Regions from separate parts of the Mus musculus genome. Here region 2 is linked to region 1. A link is a contact called in ENCODE Hi-C data. All regions are on one chromosome and are shown on one strand. The core of a region is the stretch at or near the end of the contact, and the rest is flanking DNA. Distances in the headings are between cores, read along the strand shown. Region 1 holds the start of Slit3 (slit guidance ligand 3). Region 2 overlaps Slit3 (slit guidance ligand 3).

The links. A loop is a pair of places that touch in the nucleus more often than their neighbours do.
Region 2: a map of heart shows a loop between it and region 1 (9-fold over the local background). The contact joins the enhancer-like site here to the promoter of Slit3 in region 1. A Hi-C loop is called at or near these places in 4 of 37 maps with a recorded cell type or tissue (gastrocnemius, heart and left cerebral cortex).

Annotation. Positions count from the first base shown.
Region 1 is chr11:35,117,704-35,123,538 of GRCm38, forward strand. It overlaps Slit3 (slit guidance ligand 3), which reads left to right and starts at 3,753. Exons shown (of 36, transcript NM_011412.3): 1 at 3,753-4,008. The coding sequence starts at 3,812.
Region 2 is chr11:35,230,394-35,235,905 of GRCm38, forward strand. It overlaps Slit3 (slit guidance ligand 3), which reads left to right. Exons shown (of 36, transcript NM_011412.3): 4 at 4,444-4,515. Among named protein-coding and RNA genes, the nearest start is that of Gm33453, 7.0 kb to the left of the region's middle. Within about 2 kb of position 1,458, at least 2 of the 3 ENCODE cell types and tissues checked have a DNase peak (open chromatin) inside an H3K27ac peak, as active enhancers do; they include gastrocnemius and heart, where a contact is called at or near this core.

The sequences.
Region 1 (5,835 bases), core at 2,503-5,002:
GGGAGGGAGGGAGGGAGACTGAGACAAAGACAGCAGCTAGCATGCATGAAAGAGCTGACATATTTGCTGGGAGAGCAGATCGCATTTCAGACCTGCATCTTAGAAACACTCTTGGATCTTCAGGACCAAAGATGGCTTGGCAAAGCCAAAACAATTAAACAGTGAAGTAAAACAACAAAGTAATATATGTGGGAGCCAAAGAGATCAACAGTTATACCTGAACCTAGAGTCCATGTTCCTGTTGGAGGACTACAGACTAGGCGGGGCCAGCTGCAAGAGGACCAGACAGGAGTGGGAACTGAGTAGCTGTCCAGAGGAGACACTTGTAGGCCTACTGCCTTCTCACATCCCTGACACCTTCCGGCTAACAACCTCACTGTGTCGCCTTTGACAGAAGAGCTCCTTCCTCCCTGCCAACCAAGTGGAGTTTATACAGAAATGGTACCCATTGCTTCTTGTCTTTTCTGGTGAGAAGAGTGATTACATAACCAGTCCAAACCAGTCCACAATTGGAGCCTTACTGGGAATTTGGAAACATGTTTATGACCTCTTACCTTGGAGCTAGTCCTTGAAACCCTTTTCTCTTTTCTTCTTAGATTTCTTTTGTGCTACCCAAGGCTTTAATCGAGCATAGTGTTTTCATGATCCCCACAAGCTACTGTTATTATATATTGCTTGCAACCAGAAAAAAATGTCATCTGACTGTGGTGGTCCAGTAGAGAGACAGAAGAGGCGAAGGAGAGGCCTAAAGTGGGTTTTCTTCAGGGGATAGGTGGATGTTTGGTTTTAAAGACTGGAAAAGAAAAGGGAATTTTTTTTTAAAAAGTTGGCTAAGGAGGCGTTTGCAGAACACCGAAAATCGTTCCACAGAATGAAAAGTTATCTTTGGCATATGGGCATAGAAAATTCTACCCAACAGCTTGACCCCTAATGACTTACCCAGACTTCAGCAGCGAGGCTGGCGAATTCTTTCGCGAGGAGACTGACACATTGTGAAGATGCCTCAGAGGTAGGCAGAGGCTGAAATGCAACCATGGGCCCTGCTCCACAACCTCTCACTAATTAGCTGGGTAACTTTGCACGGAAGCCTACCTCTCTGATTCTCTTTTCTCCTTAGGAAGAGACAAGAGGTGCGTTTTGTATTTGAGATTCTGAGCTTACATTCCAGGAAAGCTTTTTGTGAGCACCAGAAGGAGTTAACTGGAAAACTAAAGTCAGCAAACCTGCAGCGAATCTCCAAGAAGGGGCAGAGTAAAGAACACCCTAGTCGTTGCTGGGGAAACCCTGTCCCCTAAGAAGACACATGTTAGACCCAGCCATTGCCAGAAGACAGTGGATGTAAAACACCCAGATTAGGTGATTTCTAAGGGTGTCTCTGCCCAAGAAATGCAGGTCTCTGTGCACCCTGCTCGTCTGTGTACGCATGTCTATTTCACTTGCCCAGTACTTAAAGATGACTGATTCTGAAGAACTCCCATGATCTGTGGTCTGTTTTAGGGGCCTTCTCTGAGGAAGTAGCATATTTCAATGCCCGAGAAGTCATTTAAAGATCCAGTAGGCTCTCAAACTCCCATGCAGCTTAAATAGAAACACAGAGGCTTACCACTGTGCTCAGAGAACCCACCCAGGTCCAGGCTGCAGGGCTGCAGAGCATGCTTTTAGTATGCATGCATTTCAGCAAACAAAGACAACCCCGCTCTTTGCTGTTCCAGACAGTCTGAGATGCTTTTGTGCCCTTGGGACCTTGCCCGGTCCTCTCTCATCTGCCTCAGCCCTGGTACTAAATTGGTTCAAGGTTTGTAGGAAAGCTTTGGAGGACTGAGGCAAAGGCATGTTTGGAGTTCTTTAATGCTGAAGTCACCATCGGAAGCAGAGCCTAGCTCTTTTCTGGCCACCAGAGGGCGATGGCGGCAGCAGCTGGGCAGAAACAGTTCCCAAGAATAACAGCAGAGAACTGAATCTCACGTGTGTGCTGGGGTTGGGGTATAAGTGTGTGGGGGTGGGGGGGGGGAGCTGGGGGGCAATTGAGTCCTTAGAGCTAAGTCTCTGAAAATATGCTAGCTATAATAAAATAAAATTTGCACCTCAGCTATATATTTACAGTGTGTAGTCAAGTAGCTAAAAGTTTCCTTTAAGGAAAATAGAAGAATCTGAGTAGCATTCATATGAGGGAAAAGAGAGTTCTCAGGCGCATAGTGGTTAGTGGTATGTGAACATACATGTTCTTCTCTGTATGTGACTGCATATTTTTTGTGTGTGAAAGTGCATGTGTTTTATAGTTAAGAGTATAGGGGTGTGGGGGGGTGTAGTGTGTGTGTGTGTGTGTGTGTGTGTGTGTGTGTGTGTGTGTGTAAAACCAAGGCTATTTCAGACCTTTCCAGTACAAGAGGATCTCAAGGAAGTCTGGGCAATATTTCCTCCAGTTCCTGCCCCTTCCCTTCAAACAAACAAACAACATCATTCCTACAAGTATGTATGGAGCCTGTAACATGGCCCTTCCCCACCGGCATCTGGAAAAGCTCAGACCAGCCAATTTAGAGCAGGCACTGGCAGAATGAAGGCAAGGCTGGGGAGGAGGGGGATGGGGAATAGGTCCCTTGCATGCTACTGCACTATTTTATAAAATCACGTTCTTTTCTTTGATGTGCAAGGGAAGTCTGTCAGAACGGTGGCACCTTGAAATAAGGAAATAAAGGTCCGCAGGTGACATGATTGCCCCTTAGTCCCCTAGACAGGAAGCAGATGAAGTGATGGTGTCAATACCGGGGTCCAAGTTCTTACATTTACTACAGAGAGAGAGAGAGACAGAGAGATAGACAGACAGACTGACTGACTGACTGACTGACTGACTGTGACTGTGTGTCTGTGTAGTGTTCTCTAATCTGTAAGTCCTCTAGGAAATAGTTGTTGGCCTTAGCTGTGAACACTAATTAGGGTAGGGGCAAAGTTTCCACGGATAAATGTGTCAGGGTACAGAATGCCTAGTAGCTGTATGGTCTCGGATAATCATTTCACTTAGTCCAACTTTGACTCTTTCACCTAAAACATGAAGCCTAGTTTCTGATGCTCCCATGTGGGTATTCTGTATCCAGCTCGGTGACTGAATTAAAAAAAAAAAATGAAGCCACGAGGTTTATCAGTTCTTGGCTCCCAAGAATAAATGAATTTCAATGTTTCTTTCCTGGCGGCCCGGGCTGGCCAAGTCCCTTTCCTTCCCAGTTGGGTCTCTCTAGCTCCCCTGCTGCCTCCTCCCTACAGGCTCTTGGTTGCTCCAGCAAAGTTCCCAACTTAGTCGACGTGACGCTCAGCGCAGCCAATGGGAGGCGGAGCTGGTGTTTTGGGAGGGGGGCGGGAGGGGCCGGGCCCCGCGTCTCCGGTGTCTACCCTGCTCAGTGAATGGAGAAAGCGAGCGCCGGCTAGCTCTCCGGACCACTCCGTGCCCCAGCCGCCTCTGTGCTCCGCAGCCCAGCCCTGAGCCGGACTTCCCGGGGCACGGTGCTCCCTGGCGCTCAGTCCAGGACCCAGACAGAGCCCTCACCTCTACCGGCGACCCAGAGGGACCCGAGGGCGCTCGGTACCTGGGCACCGTGAGTGATGCGCAGCGGGGCAGCGCCAGCCCCACGGATGGAGCTGCTGCCGCCGCCGCCCGGCGCGCCCCGCTCCGCCCGCACCCCGTGCGCCTGAGCGCCGCGCCCGCCCCTCCTCCGCGCTAACTCCGCCGCCCGCCCCCCAGGCCGCCCGCGCGCCTCCTCGGGCTCCTCGTGTCCCGCCTCGCCAGGCATCCTCCTCTGGGTGCGGGCGCTTGTGCACCATGGCCCTCGGCCGGACCGGGGCCGGCGCCGCTGTGCGCGCCCGCCTGGCGCTGGGCTTGGCGCTTGCGAGCATCCTGAGCGGACCCCCTGCTGCCGCCTGCCCCACCAAGTGTACCTGCTCCGCCGCTAGCGTGGACTGCCACGGGCTGGGCCTGCGCGCCGTTCCTCGGGGCATCCCCCGCAACGCAGAGCGCCTGTGAGTACCCACCCCGCCCGCCCGCTCAGGCCACCCACCCGGCTGGCTCCTACAGAGTCGCCCTCAGGGCGCAGGTCCTTCTTTCCTCTCCGGTGCATGGGGGACGATCCCTACTCCCCTACCCCTGCTGTCAGACACGCTCAATAAGTTGGGGGTGGCGTGGCTTTGGGCAGGTGTGGAGAGAAGTGTACGAGTTGCCCCCGCGATGGGACCGCGTAGTGCCTCCCTGGTTGAGGGCACCGGGGGCTTATCCGCTGACAGATCGGGAGAATAAAGCTAGCAGAAGGCTAGCGCGGAGGAGTGGGGGGGTGTCAGAGAGCGTGGTGGTCTCAAGGTTTGGGGTTGGGTATGAGGGGTCCATTACCCCTTGCTTCTTAAAGAGGGAGAGGCGAGGTAGCAAGCTAGACGGAGATGGGGAGTTTCGATCGCAGAGACCTGAGAGCCTCCTTCCCGGACCCCCTCGCCCCCCCCCCAAAAAAAAAACCTGCGACCCTCCTGGAGATCAGAATGGGCCAGCTGCTGTGTGGCTGTCCTTGCTAGGAAAGTTGAGTGTGTACGAAAGAGGTCTTAACTTCTGAAAAACCGGACGGATTCTGAGTGGGTGCTCTCAACACCCTCCCTGCCTGGAGTGCAGCATTGGGGATGCCAAGTTGCAGCCCGGGTGAATTTTTTATGGCCGGGTTATAAATGCCTCCCCAAACGGGCCGGAGAATGGAAATGCTGACAGCCCTTTAAATGAGACCTAGCGCTATAATCTTACAAACCGCACTCAGCCTCGGATCCTGGGGTTGGCAGCTAGCGGAGAGGCTCTTGGAGAGTGGGGTGGATTGACCCTCGTTTTAACCCCAATTGTGCAACCAAATATTTACTTTTCTTATGTCAGCGTTTTGGAAAGATTTATCATTTTGATCCTCACGACCAAATTCAAAATTTGGCCTCCGGGGGTGGGCTCCTTTTAGTCCACAGTTGGGGGCGGGGTGAGGGAGTATGGAGCCCTGGTGGTGGAGGGAGCTGGAGCCTCTGAGTGGGTGAAGGCTTGCCCTAGTCACAATTCCAGCCATTGCACTGCCCAGTTGCTCTCTACCCAGCCTGTCTCAGGGTTAGCATACGGGTCTTCTTCAGTCCTGCCTACTTCAGGTCAGGAAAGAGCCGGGTTGTCCTAGCTGCCCACCACTGTTATCACCCCTACCGCCTCCCCACACCTCCCCCTTTCTTCTTCTTGGCTGTCTAGGCAGAGACTTCCTAGAAATGCTTTCTTTATTCTGGGTGTTTTCTTTTGTTTGTTGTTTTCAAAGTGCAGTGATTGTTCTGTTGTTTAGACTGTAGAAATTCTGGAGGGCTGGCCCTGAGTCTTCATTAACACCAGGAAATTAGGATCAGAAATGCAAACCGACCTGCCCAATAAAACAGGGCAAATATGCCACCAGAGAAAGGGGCTGGAATCCAGGCATCCACACCTTCATTCAGGTTTTGTATTAGACCCTATTTGTGAAAAATCTCATTTAAATGGTATTTTTAGGTATGTATAAACTAAGTTCCCCTTCTCACATGAATGCTGCAGACGAGTTAGTGAGATGATAAATGTTTAGTGGGTGCTTCCCTGAGACATGTTGCATTTCCCTTCTTCCTTGAACCTCCCACGGTCCTATTTCTTACATAGCCAATACTCATTACTCGGCCTCATCCCATCTGTCCTGCATCCATGGTCATGTAACCGGTTAGTCCCAGCCTGCCAGGCTTCTAAGCCCAGGTCTCCCACCAGTCTGTAGACTCCTTAGAACCAGAGTCAGTTTGGGCCAAGATCTCTATAAACAGACCGTCATGAGA
Region 2 (5,512 bases), core at 208-2,707, 110 kb after region 1:
TTTCTCTTCTCCTTGCTCACTGATGGCTAGTGTCTTTGACTGATACATTACCCAAGCTTGAGCTCAGAGGGCCACTTTTACTCCCTTCATTGCTGCCAGTCCCTCATCCCATAAAGGCCTTCACTCACAAACCTACTGGTTACACCTGGTTTCTGTCTCTGCATTGGTGCTTAATTATTACTAACGAAGCCTACACTCATAACTCTAGAGCCCTCTTAACTGTCCTCCTTAATTTCTGTGTCGCCCCCTTCCAAGTCAGAGAGGACTGCTCTATAGGTGGTCCTCAACTCTACTGCCACCGGAGAGGACTTCTTCAAATTCTAACCAGATGGTCGCTTTCTTGATGATACTCTTTCTGTTGCTTATCTTACATAAAGGCTGCTCCCAACTTCCTCACAAAAGCAGTACAAGACTGCCCCCAACACAGCCCGTAGACTCTGCCATCTACAGGAATGCATAGACTCTAAGCCTAGGGTGTGGCTTCTGAAGAGACCCACTTATCCTTCCAACTGGAACTCAGACTCTCTTTCTTTGGGACACTGTTAAACTAGGACTACCTAGCTGCCCCTCCTCCATGTCCCTGTCACACCTCTGCTTACAAGATCATGGTGTCATTTTATACTTCACATCTGTCTTCCTCAACCACACATGGTCTTAAAGAAGAGATTGTATCTCATTCGTCTTTTCGTTCAGGCTTTTATTTTAAAAGAGCTGGAGAGATGGCAGGGTGGAAGGAGAGTTTAATGGACAGATACACGGATCGGTCTGTGGATCACTGAAATGGTTCAGTTCAACAGTGGTCAAAGCTTCTGAACATGTGTTGCACGCATGGCTAAATGCAAGATGGTCTTCAACAACCCCTTTACAAAGACAAGCTGTGTTTCTTAAAGCTCCACAGTTGAAGTCGAAAAACTATGAGGGCAACTCAGCAACCAGGAGGCTTTGACCTTGATCCAGAGCAAAGCTCAGAGGTGCTTCTGCTCATAGAAGAAAAGGAGGCACATGCATGGGCCCTCTCCTAGCTTAACCTGCCTTGCCTCCTGCTGACCTTATCTCTGCTGGCCTCACCCAGGTCCATTCGGCTCTACATTCAGCCCACTGTTCATTCTAACTCGAACAGTGGCTAGAGATGGCCACCTCCAGTGCCAGAGTCACATCAAAGCAGGTGGCATCAAAGCATCAAGGCCAACCACCATCTGCAACTTTCAGGAGAACAGCTTGTTTCTCTCTATTCCATACTCAATAACTCGGATAACTGGCCTCCTTGCTTGAAGTTTGACTTTCAAACCAGTCTAGTGCTCCCACAGGGAGCCAAGCAGAAGACCATTGTCCAATTGTTTCACCAAGGAAAACAGAATAAGTCTTAGAGTGATCTAGAAATACAACATTAAGCTTCTGATATGGAGAATTGGCACGCGAACCAACCAGTCAACGGTGGAAAGGCCCTGGGGCTACTGGGATCAGAGCCCAGCCTGGCCGCCAGGAATCCTCATTCAGGGGTTGAGAAGCAGCCGGCAAAGCACAATTGGCTAAATTTGGTTGTGTTTTTATTTTTGTCCAGCCATAAATACCGGCAAAGAAATGAAAACTATTCCTTTCCTTCCGGGAGCCTCAGAGCCAGGCTGGCTTTATTTTTAGCTGCTAGTCTAGGGCTTTTAGCACACTAAATACTCTGTCCACTACTATAAGAGGCAGTGGGCTAGACTCTAGGGGTTTTGCCTAGACCGAGAGTTGGGTGTCTGAACTGAATTCTTCCCAGACTTTGTGCAATTATGATGACAAGGGTGGCTCCAGACAGAACCAAAGAGGGACTCAGTTCTTGTCCAAAGGGTCCCCAAGAGAGTCCTTTTCAGGAAAGGCAGAGTGCTCAGAGCAGATCAGTGTCTGGAGAGGGTGGAAGAAGTCGCAACTGTAGATGAAAAGAAGCAGAAGAATTGTAGATTGGGAATGGGCCCGGGTACTTTTATTCTGTGAAGGTTTTGAGTGCCCTGATTCAGGACCTGAAGCTAGCTAACTATGACCAGATCCTGCTACAGCACCCCTGAGAGATGATGTGGCCTCGGTCTGGCCTGGATACTTGGCTTTGAATTTATTATGTAAGAGGCAAGAGGACAATAACAACCCAGCCTTAAGCTCTACTTGGAGAGACTGCCAGGGCCGCAGGAAACATAGCATTTGGTATGCAGAGCAGAGGTTGGGAGCAGCCATCCCTAGCATCATTATCACGAGGGCCTTCATGTGACATTCAGTATTCCACATGTTCTAGGCCAGTTCTTCCTGGAACCAGAGGAGTAGTGTCATTTGCATTTGGAAAACAGAGGGTCAAAGGGCTTAGTAACTTGTCCTTAGCTCTACAGTGAGAGAATAATCCAGCCAAGCCTAAAACCAGCACTGATGAGCCTCAGTCCTAACACCATGCCTTCAGTGGGACCAGTGACCTCTATATGCTATGAAGAGACTTATCACTGAACACATAGGAGCTGCTCTAAGCAGGGAACTAGGTTCCTCTGCCTTGAGTCCTCCAGTTTCATGATAAGAGTGTGCAAACACGATGTCAAACGTGATTTTATTTTTTTATTTAAGCAGAAAGCAACTAATGGATACTGAATGTAGAATGGTGTCTACCCGGGATGTTAGAAGGGAAAATCAGGGAGTTGTTAAATGGATAGTATAATTGTGTGAGACGGAAGTGTCCTGGAGATTCGTCCTACAGCCAGGAGAATACAGTCCACATGACTGTGCCTCCTACCTCCGAACTGTGTGCTTAGAAACTGAGAGGACAGCTAATTTCATGTGGTATGATTTCGCCATCCTTTTTAACAATTAGAAATAAGATCTCAAGTATTGGGGTCAGACCATCGTAGAGGCAGGCAGCGGGTTGGAGCGTTTCCTGTCCTACTTCCCAGCCTTTCTGTTCCGTCTTCCCTATGATCAGAAGCTTCCTCAGCAGCATCCCTGGTCCCACCCCACATGGCACAGACTTTGTCAGGGCTAAGGTGCATGCTCTGTGAAGGGCGTTCATTAGGCGACATTGTGATGCTTCTCTGTCTCGTGCTTGGCCCTTTCTGACCTGCTTTGAGTCCCTGGTTCCACCAAAGATTTTGTCTATAGAATGGGAGGAGATAGTAGTTAAGTCTCCCTTCCCAGAGTCATGTTTTCTTAGAGTACATGTAGGGAAAGGAGCAGGCTTGGACTTCGTTTCAGAGAAGTGGGGTGCAGGTCCTGCTTTCCTCCTCAGTTTGTTTAGCTCTAACATGGGGGTAACAGTTATTCCAGGTAACTGCGTTTCACCTATGAATAGATGCAATGCCGAAGAACATGGAGCTAGCTAAGAACAGGCCTCTCTCCAGGTTGATTACCTACCTCAAGAAAGCATTCCTCATCAACATCAGAACAGGGGCTTGGTATGCCCCGGTCCTTTCTGGTCTCAGCCACGTTCAGAAGAAACTTGGGCTGTTTTCTGTGTTACCAAGTTTTAAGTCACTGAGACTACAATACCTGACATAGGTTAGGAAGGTAAGGTTTTTTGTTTTTGTTTTTGCTTTCGTTTTTTAATTTGGCTTTCTCTTCAGAGAGTTTCAGTCTATCTTGTCAGGAAAGGCAAGGAGGAGAAGCTCACTTGGTGGGAGACAGATTGTGTGATGAAAGCTACTTGTACCATGGTAGACCAGAACGCCAAAGAATATTGGAACCTTCAAAGGCCCTTTCCTAATGATATATTTCTATCAGCTAGACCCCACCACTAAAACTTCCACAGAATCTCATCCCATAAATATGTCTTAATTGTTTTTAGCTCAGAAGAAAGTAAACTTTTAGGTTGAAATGAATACTTTCAATAGATTTATGGTGTACTTATTTTTATACTTGCTCAGATATGACCTGAGAAAATTTCTCATGGACAAAGCATCCCATAAAAGCCAAAGGGCCAAGGACCCATGAATGTCATGATACAGCTCTGCTGTGCTCCCAAGAGCCCCCATGACAGAGATAGGTTTTTGGATTCTTCAACCCATAATGATCTGACTTGCCCTCTTTTCTGTTCCTATGGCAACTGCCATCTGCTCTGATCCCCGCCATTATTTAAGACTTGGAACATTTTCTCTGATATTTAATTTATGCCGTGAAAAGCCCAAAAGTGTTATCTGGAGTCCATGGGAAAGAAAGTTGTCACCAATGAGTGATGTCTGTCCCAGACTTGTGACCAAGGAGAGGAGGCACGGCCAGTGGGCTAGGTTTGACAGATAGGCATTTCTATTTCCAGCCTGACTATAAACTCTATTATAATAATGGTCTATGTACCTTCTGTGTGTGGAGAATACCATGCTAGAAGATCTAGAATGTCTCTTAATAGCTGGGGATGGACTGACTGATCAAAGCAATGTCTATATGTACACTTGACACACTTGTCATCCTTTGACATCCTTTTCATCCTTTCCTCACCAGACGTCTGAACAAGAACAAGCTCCAGGTCCTCCCAGAACTGCTTTTCCAGAGCACCCCGAAGCTCACCAGACTGTGAGTAGCATTCATTTGTATTCTCTACCTTGTATCTTGTCTGGCTTGGGTCTCACGGACATTGTGATTGTTACCGTGTGTTTATGCCATATGGTGCTTGAGGGGCAACGTCTGACTTCTTGTTCTGTCTGTCAGGGCTGGGTGGCTTTATTGACCAGTGAAAACTAGCAGTGTGCGGTTATGGATGGCTTTTCCCCTTAGAAAAAGGGAGGCAACTCCGGCCTGGACTTACTACATGAACTGTCCCTCCATGAAGACCGTATTCACTGGGAGCTGCCCATGTGTGTTCTTAGCATCAGTCTGGATGAAGCCCACTGCCTTGTTACCCACTGCTCGCTTCTTGCTATTGACAGTTCAGAAACTCTGGGTCTCCAGGTCTATGGTTTGATGGAAAAATGAAAAAAAAGAAAGTTGATTTTCACATTATTTTCCAGAAAAGTTGGGGCAGCCATACTTCTGGGTATATTTTCACAGTGACAGCCTACAAGCTTGGGAGCCAGAGGTACAGACTGTGGTAGAGACTGTGACTTGTGGATTATGGACAATCTCTGCAAGTGCTACTTACTGACCGTGAACTTGAAACCCCTCCAGCAATGGATGATGGGTGAACTGTGCTGCCCAAGGGTTCTCTGAATGGAACAGCACAGTGTCTGACAAGCAGGGGATTCATAGCCTTGCTGAGAAGACACTAGCTTTACTGGGGAGGCTCCCATGTTACAGCCTCCAGTCTCCTTCCCCATGGCTGGGTTTAATGCCTACTTATGCAATCAAACAGTGCATGCAGACTGGAATAAACTGGAAAATAGGAAACACATGTCACTGTGTGCACTTAAGCCCTGAAGTAGGGATACATATTTATGTATGTGCATGTGTATAAACACACACACACACACACACACACACACACACACACACACACACACACCATGCATGTAAATGTGTTTTCAAAGGGCAAGAACAATGGGTTTGGGCTGTGTGGTGGTCAGTAGAGCAGTGG